2 separate regions of the Homo sapiens genome follow, and region 1 is linked to region 2. The links are chromatin loops, found by intact Hi-C in ENCODE. Cell type or tissue: HepG2. All regions are shown on one strand. Links, peaks and the distances in the headings refer to the core of each region. The heading gives the core; the rest is flanking DNA.

Region 1 (4,404 bases), core at 95-4,094, 200 kb before region 2:
TCACCATAGCCACATGGGGCAGGTATTAATATCCCAGTTTTATTGATCTAGGGAAGTGAGACTGGGAGAAAGGAAGCAGCATGCTCTGGTACACATGGGAATGAGTTGGAACACAGGTGTGTCTAGGCTCATGCTTGCTTCTCTCTGGTGCTCTCTCTCAATCTCTGTCTCTGCTGGGAGGGATCTAACCGAAAGATGGTAAATGGCCTGAGGAAGTTTCTAAAGGAAAGCAGGGAATTTACATAAAGATGGTGATCTCATTTCACATGCTGATGATAACTGAGTTAAAATTTAGCCTCTAGCTATTAACAACTCCCTTTCTTCCTATTCCTGCCACTCCCTTGGGGTCACCCAAAGCTTGGAGATGAACCACAGAAGCAGAGACATTTTGATCCTAGAGCTCATTTTGGTTAGTGCTTTTATTCAGAGCTGTCTGTGATACAAGGACTACACACTCACTTGACACGTATTATTGTTTTGAGTCTTGCTATGACCTAGTCAGGTGGGTATTCTTCCCATTTTACAGTTGATAAAACAGTCTCAGAATGTTTAAGGAATTTTTGTAATGTCCTGCGCTTATTAAGAGGTAGAGCAGGATATGGACTGAGGGCTGCCTGACCCTAAGCTTCTTCCCACAAGACCAGGGCTTCTCATCCTAGGCTGCTCATTGGAAACACCTATGATTTCAAAAAATATGCCTGGATCCCTCCCGAGACCAATGAGATTAGGATAAGAGAGGACCTGAACCCAGTCTTTCTAAGAGCTCCTCAAGAGATTGTAATGTGCAGTCAAGACTGATAACTTCTCATCTGAGTATTGCCATACCCTTTCTCCAGCTGTCTTGCTGAACATAATAAAGATCTCTGAAAACCAGGATGGCAGCTAAGTGATTGGCTTCTTTTAGTTATTATGGCAGATCTAATCTTGTCTGCAGAGCCTTGTATGCCAGGTAACAAATACTTGATCATTTATACAATCTTAATAACTTCCTCAAGGATTTAAATAGGCGGGAATGTTCCTGTTATGGGGTAAACATAAGAGAGAGAGTCAGAAGACATGTATTCAATGTACATCCACTCTAATGGCTGCCTTTTCTTTCTAGTGAAAACAGAAACACAATTAGTTGTCATTGAATTTAGGACTCAAGTATCTGTGAATACCAGAGTACCCAGCTCCTAGCTGTCCTTACAGTCTCTTAAGTGGGTTGAGAAGAAAGTTCTTGTCATTGTCGTGAACTCTTGGGTCAAGTGGCCCCTCTTCTTGATGTCAGTAAACATAGATAATTCTTGTCATAGTTTCTAGTATCGGTTGTCCTTTTGCAAGCTGATGGTCTTCATGGTGTGGTATGGATTCCATTGTACTTGAAACTCACAGAAGCACAGAACAGAGTCCTGTAAGTAAATATTTTCCCCAACATTTGCAAGATACCTGATTACAGAGACCCTGATGTACATGATATCTTCTAATTTTTCCATCCCACTCCTGACCCCCTTACCAACTCTGTGCACATAGTGAATAATTATAAAATGGAATACAAATTATGAGATAAAACTAGTCCAGAAGAAAGAGACTCAGTTACATTTTTAGACTGAATCTCCCATGTCCCATCAAGGTGCCATGTACAAAAAAAGTACCTAACAATTTGTGTTGGTATTTAGGGTATAAAATTTAACTTCAAATTGGTGGATGGCCAGCAGAATATGGTCCCTGCGTTCAGGTGACCAGTATTCTGCGTCATGTTTATGGTCAGTATAATCAAACTTTGGAAGCTGGCTTTGTAGCAAAATTTGTGACTCAAATCATAAAAATATTTTTTCTGTGAATTAAATATGAAAAAACTGGGGGAGATAACACCATACACTTTCATACTAGTTGGATGGCAGATACCTAGCATATGTACCCTTATTACATCCTCCCACATCACTGGATACTTTCCCTTCTCTTTTTCTAGCTGAGCACAGGCATGGACTCAAACTTTTCAACACTGGGACCCATGCAATGATTCCAGATAGATCAGATTTTGCACAAAAGATTAAACCTATTTTCCATCTCTACTATAGCAAGTTATAGTTTACAAAGGATATTCATGCCCAATATCTTGTTCATGTTGTTCTTTGCAAAGTTAAAAGCCCTATAAAATACAAGGTGGTGGTGATTATGTAAAAGATGACAGAGCTCTTCATATTCGTTCTGAATGTTAGGTACATACTGAAGTTTTGTGGGTTTTTTGGAATATGCTTCCAAGTTTCTAAATCCAGCAGGGGGAGTATCCTGCTTTCCCAGACCCTGCTTTTAACACCTGCTTAGTTTCAGCACTGACAGTTTGTTTTGTAATCCCCCCAAATTTGAGAAGCCTGTTGGGAAAAATTATGTTGACACCTTACAGGATAGACCATCAAGGAAATTAGAGTTCAATTTCCCCCTCTACTCATGGAGTCCTATCTGTGGCACCTCTCTTCTCTTAAATTTGGCTCCGAAGCCATGTATAGCTCCAATGATACGGTCTGCGAGCATTTTTGTTGGAAATCCTGTCTTTAGAATTGAACATGAAATTATGATCAAATTTTTTCTTAAATCTAATAGGTCACATGATTTTTCACCCTCTGGAGGAGCTGTGAACTGGCTACGTTTCAATTTAGGTAATTATATCCAACTTCCCAAATTCCACCCTAGTTTATGTGGTTCTGTTTCTTTCCCTGCCGCCATTAAAATTCTATCAGCAAAGAAAGATTGTGTCATTTCTTACAGGAACAGGCTGTCTTTTCCTGGCATGTGAAGTAATCTCCCTCTGCTAAAATAGCATTGTACCTGTCAGATCAATGCACATGTAATGTCAGGCTTTATTTAAAAATACCATTATCTTTGTTGTTCTAAAACTTGTGTCTTAATATCAGAAATTTTCAAACTGTGGCCTGAGGGATAACTGCAGCTAGTGACCTCTTTTGGTACAGCTCTCATGCTAAGACTGGGTTTTACATTTTCAAAGCATTGTAAAAAGAAACTACACATATATAGAAAAATATACAACAGAGATGATATGTGCACTCAAAAGCCTAAAGTATTTACTAACTAGCTATTTACAGAATAAGTTTGGTGACTCTTGCTTAAGATAATCACAGTAGTGGTGATAGTACTTATATTAATAAGAGCCCACTTATATGGTACTTACCGTATAATGTTTTAAGCATTTTTTATGTTTAACTCTGTTAATCTTCATACAGACTCTGAGACAGTGTAGCAGACAACCTTTAAGACTGTCTGAAATAATCCTTGCCTCTGGCATTCATGCCCTTCTGTAATCCCTTCTGAAATGTAGCCTTTATTTATGGACTCCTTTTGAATGAATAGTAATTCCCTCTAATAGACTATGGCATGGAATGTAGAATATGGCTATGGAATGTCACCAAGATTAGATTATAAAAGGCTGTGGTTTTCTTCTTGAGTGTTCCCTCACTCACCCTTTGATTGATCACTATGGGAGAAGCCAACTGCAACTTAGAGATGCCCGTGTATTAAGAAAGGATTGAATCCTACTGATAAACCCCATATGCAAACCCCATCAATTAAACTCCCCACTCCCTCAACCCAATTGAGTCTTCGGATGAGACCACAGCCCCAGTCATCAACTTAACTGCAGTTTCATGAGAGACTTTTAGCCAGAGGTACTCAGCTAGTTTGCACCCAGATTCTTGGCTCATAAAAACCAAGATAATGTTTGCTGTTTTAAGGCACTAAGTTTTGGGATAAATTGCGAGGTATCAATAGATAAACAGAGACTTTGGCACCTGGAAGTGGGAGCATTGCCATAACAAATACATAAAATGTGGGAGTGGCTTTGGAACCAGGTAGTGGGCAGAAACTAGAAATGCTGTAGTACTTTTAGGAGAATGTTAATAAAAGCTTAAAGTACCTTGAACACATTAGTCATAGAATTTTTGGCTTTCAAGACACTGAGAGTGAGAAAGTGCAGGAAAGTTAAGAAAATGTTTTCGAAAAACTGGAGGAAGGGGGACTCTTGTTTATGTAGTGGCAGAAAGTTTAGCAACACTCTGATCTGTGGTTATGTGAAAAGTAGAAAAATATGTCTAATGAACTGGGTAACTTCTAAGTAAAGTGTTGAAGATTCTGCCTGGTTTCTTCTTTCTGATAACAGTAAAATGAGAGAAGAGAAATAATTTGGGGGAAGGATTGTTAAACGAAAAGGAGTCAGGACTTGGTTGTTTTCAAAATTCTCATCCTCTATAAATAACAAATGATACTAAAATTAAAAAATAGCTTATCAGCAAAGATCAAATTTAGAGTACTGTCAGAAAAACATAGTCTAAAGATGAAGCTAAGAGTGTGACCGGACCTTTGTTAAGACCTCAGAGAGATCAAAGGTAATGCCTTGGTGTTCTATTCAGT
Region 2 (4,404 bases), core at 265-4,264:
CTTCAGGGACTGAAAATCTTCTGCTGACAGACCACATGTCCCCACTCAGCCAAATTGACATCTGTGGGGAAGTACCTAAATCAATATCCAATGTGCCTTCAGTTGCAAAAATGTGGCAATCCCTTAAAAATCCTTCTTTTATTTTAGAAGAGAATTTCACCGTCCCTTCAGCATCTGAAGCTAAAGATACCTTCCATGTAATTTTATATTTATCTGTTTCCTTTACAAAACTTTGCACTTTACAAGTATTGCTTCAAATGTTCCATTGAAAATCAGATAGTGAAACTTACACATTCCCAAAGCAAAAATGTTGGAAATGTTTTTTACATTCTTAGGCCAGCCCTCAACAACCCAGTTAAGCTACAAACTGTGGGACTTCAAGTGCCCCTGTTTTCATGACAGTGTTTCTGCAGGAAGTGCATTTTGATTTTGACTTAGTATGCCAGGAATGAAAGTCTCATTCAAGGACAGAACCTGGGACTCTCCTAGGGTTGTATGAAAAGCAGTTAAGAGAAGAAACAAGTCCACTGTGACCAGATTTAGGCACCAGAAAAAATTCTGGAACCAAATCTGGACAAGGTGTGTGTATTAACGTGTATGTATTTGAGTCTTGCGCCCATGTTTAATCTACCAGTTCCTGAAAAAAAGGAAGACTTACTCCTGGTCCCCTTGAAGAAGACTGATTGCTTTGGGTTGATTGAACAGCAAACTCAAAGTCTCTGTGGTAGGAGGAAGATTGACGTGTTTATGAACTTTATGACCATGTTTGACCTCCTGGGCCAATGTTTCTTGTGTGACATGACAAAATTCCAAGTGTGTCCATAATTTTAAACACTGAAAAGGCTTAGGATAGATTATGTTCAGCAAATGTATTTATGACTAGTTTGATTTGACCAAACATATAAATGAAACAACTTCATAGAAAAAGTAATATTTTACTTGTCACTATGTCAAACAGCCAGATCTGTAGTGCTGGTCTTGGAGAAGACTGGATTGGCCAGGCTGAAGTGTAGTTTTAAAAGTTGTTGTTGTAATCACCAGTAAAATCCTATCTTTGCAATTGCATGTGCAATTGCAAATCCATATGCAAATTGATGTTGGGCCGTTGTAAAAATGTATACATTTCAAAAGTATGAGAGGCTACTACATCATAGCTTTCCCACAATGTGTAGTTAGAGTTTGAGTTGTCTTCCATTCAAAGGGAAGACAACTTCTAGCTCTAGGGTGCCTTTTGCCTTTTTGGTGTGGACGATAACCCTTAGGTCACACTGAGACTAGGTAAGATGTGCTTCAACATTCCCCACAAATTTTTTCCCCACAATGGTCATAAGATTGTAAAGATTTGGGAGAGAACAACACCTGAAAGTCTTATTTTAATTTTACCTTTTGAATAGAATTTGCAGTTCATTGTCCTAAATGCAAATTACTAGCATTTTGAGATGTGATTTATAATGGGAACTTCTATCTTTAGCCGTTAGTGTATTGAACATCAACTCAGCCTGACTTAATGCAAGACTTGACCATTTTATTTTTTGGCAGAAATTCTCATGAACGCTCACACCAAAAATTCACTTACCACATGACTTGAAAGAAAGAAACTGTAAGCTACAAGCTCTGCTCTTCCCTCTTTCCCCTCCTTGGAATTTATTTAATATCTTTTTCACCTGATTGGATGGTACACTATTAAACTGCTAAAGCCAGTGAGATTCTTGTTCTTTCCCCTTTTGTATTCAGGGAAAACATATTTGTAGGATCACGCTCTTGATTCATTGGAACTGTGATGATAACGGACATTTTCAGGGATTGAATTGGTGTTGGTATCCTTCGGAGAACAAAACACTGTGTTCCTGGGTGAGAAGACAGTCCTAAGTTGCAAACTCCCAGCGCCCTCTAGTGTTGTTTTCCGTTAGAACTTAGTGAGAAGCTAAACTTTTGCCTTTGAGATGATGCTGAAAAGGTGATTGAGCCTGGGACTAGGTATTAGTGAGCTCACACTAAAGCATAAAGGTGTCTTTTTGTTTTCTGTTACTTCATAACTGTAACTAGAAAATGAGGACGTTCTGTGCTGCTGTTTCAGAAATCTATTTCTTTGATATATCTCTATAGGGAATTGACGGTTTTCAAGATAGCACATACGGAAACCTCAGAGATAGAGGAAGTTGTACCTGAGAGATCTGAGACAGAATCTGAGTCCAAATAATTTTTTTTTGTCCTTGAGACAGAGTCTCGCTCTGTCGCCCAGGCTGGAGTGCAGTGGTGCGATCTCGGTTCACTGCAACTTCCACTTCCCTGGTTCAAGCAATTCCCCTGCCTCAGCCTCCCGAGTAGCTGGGATTACACGCCTGGCTTGCTTGCTTATTTATTTATTTATTTTAGTAGAGATGGGGTTTCACCATGTTGGCCAGGCTGGTCTCGAACTCCTGACCTCAGGCAATCTACCCGCCTGGGCCTCCCAAAGTGCTGGGATTACAGGCATGAGCCACCGCCCCTCGCCCAAAGAAATTTAATTGTAATTTTAAAATTTTACGTATTTAGTGTATTTTTGTTGTAAGAACAAAGTCAACTCTTAGTGATCTGTAGGCTTATTTTTCATGGTCAAGTTATCACCTGTATTTTCTTCTCTTTCTAACAGCAGTATTCCTCTTTTCTCTCCATCAATAAACCCAGAATTACATTTAGAAAATATATTTTAAAAGTTTTTAAATTAGATAAGCATAGTTATAGTACATGTTATCATAAAATCTCTTCGAAATTCAAATACAGTTTATTTTCAAGTAGCTTATTTGAAGTTATGTAGTGTGTTTGTTATTAGGATGTATAGCCTCCAATTCACCCAAAGCAATGATATTCTTTGGAACAATTCAGAGATGATGTACTTTGTTTTCTGAATCTGTCTAAATATGGAACATCCCAAGGAAATACATTGAAATTGACCTTAAAGCTACTTTTTGACATCTGATGGCGATGCCAACTAAATGTTACTAAAATGTTTAGATTAAATTTAGAAAAGATATACTACAACAATTATGTGATATAACAACAGTTCCACAAAGAAAGAATTGATAATAGTCTTTGCAGAAGCTAACTTTGAATTTGTGTATCCATGGTCATTTAATGTGAACTGTTGTTTGCTATTAATAATGTTTACAAAAGTTTTATTTCATAAAAACCCAGAAGTATCAAAGTAGAGTTACTTCATTTGATAAGTGATTTAAAAATATTTCAAAACATTTTAGAGAAAATAGTTTTACTACCTAGAAAGAAACTAGGAAGCCACACAAAAGCTTTCCAATAAATGTCATGCACTCTATAATGGGAAAGATTTACATGTATGTGACCCTGAATACACTTTCTGTAGACATTATCTTCTGCCCACCGTAGATCAGGCAGTAGTCTTTATTGAAAGAAGATTTTAACAAATTGAGCAACATCCTGCTGTGTTTGGTTTTCTTTATAACTCAGCATTGAAAAAATTGAAAAAACAACAACTAAATTCTTTATGGATTTACATATTACTTTGAAAGAGGGCAGAAGTTGAATGAGATGGCGATTGGAATGGTTAAATTAAAATATTGTTACATTTTGTATAGCCAATATAGTTTATCATTTATGATTATGTTATATTTGAACATAAAATAATACATAAAGTGGCCATCTCTGAATTTATTTTACTGTAATAATTTTGACAGTTCCAGTAGTTACTGCCTCAACATAAAGAAGTTTGTCAAAATTGAAAATACTGAAAATAATCTAACAACTATGATGATTCAAAAAAGATTATCTAATTTAGCATTACTGTCAATATAAGGAAATTTATGGGAAAACCTTAACTATAATAACTTAAGTATTTTATAAAAATGAAGACAAGAAATATTGTATTTTATGAAGTAAACATATTTATGAGTTATATATGTGTTTATGACTCATCTATACATTACTGGCCTGTCAAAAGAACTGCTGACATACACAGTAATAATGAATATCAGTCATCTTTGATGTCTTGCTGACTAGCAATCAAAAAAAATCCCATAGCTGCACTCCTTTTTTCAATTTTGTTGTCATAGAGGTATATTTGTCAAGATGGGAAGGTAGACTATTTTATTTAATGGTTTATTAGCTTGGCTTATAACTTTTAGACTATTTAGGTTTGTGGTGTGAGGGCCCCTGTGTGTTCTGTTTTTGCTGCTCTTGCAGATGCCAAGGCCAACTTGTAGGGAAAGACTCTGGGAGTGACCTTAAAGGCAGGGGGACCAGCTCCTGCTGTCCTCACGGAGAACTCTGATTCACTGCCTTTCATGTGAGACAGCTGCTACAAGAATGAAAGAGACACCACATGTCACTTTTGTCAACTCACCAAATGTTGGAATTTTGGGTTGTCTTCTTTCCAACCAAGAGAGAGTCCAT

What was found. Hi-C counts contacts between places; a loop is a spot of excess contacts. Peaks named below come from ENCODE experiments on the same cell type or tissue, not always from the same donor. Only the 100,000 strongest peaks of a DNase experiment are listed, where the experiment ranks them.
Region 1: a loop joins it to region 2, with 5 times the contacts of the local background. A loop is called at or near these places in 3 of 110 quality-filtered maps.

What each region holds. Positions count from the first base shown.
Region 1 is chr9:18,015,089-18,019,492 of GRCh38, forward strand. It overlaps a transcript of ADAMTSL1 not described here. Among named protein-coding and RNA genes, the nearest start is that of SH3GL2, 440 kb to the left of the region's middle. In HepG2, for the core only: a CTCF peak has its summit at 2,263; no DNase peak of the experiment used is centred there.
Region 2 is chr9:18,211,543-18,215,946 of GRCh38, forward strand. It overlaps a transcript of ADAMTSL1 not described here. Among named protein-coding and RNA genes, the nearest start is that of ADAMTSL1, 260 kb to the right of the region's middle. In HepG2, for the core only: a CTCF peak has its summit at 1,887 (motif pointing left); a DNase peak (open chromatin) is centred at 1,889.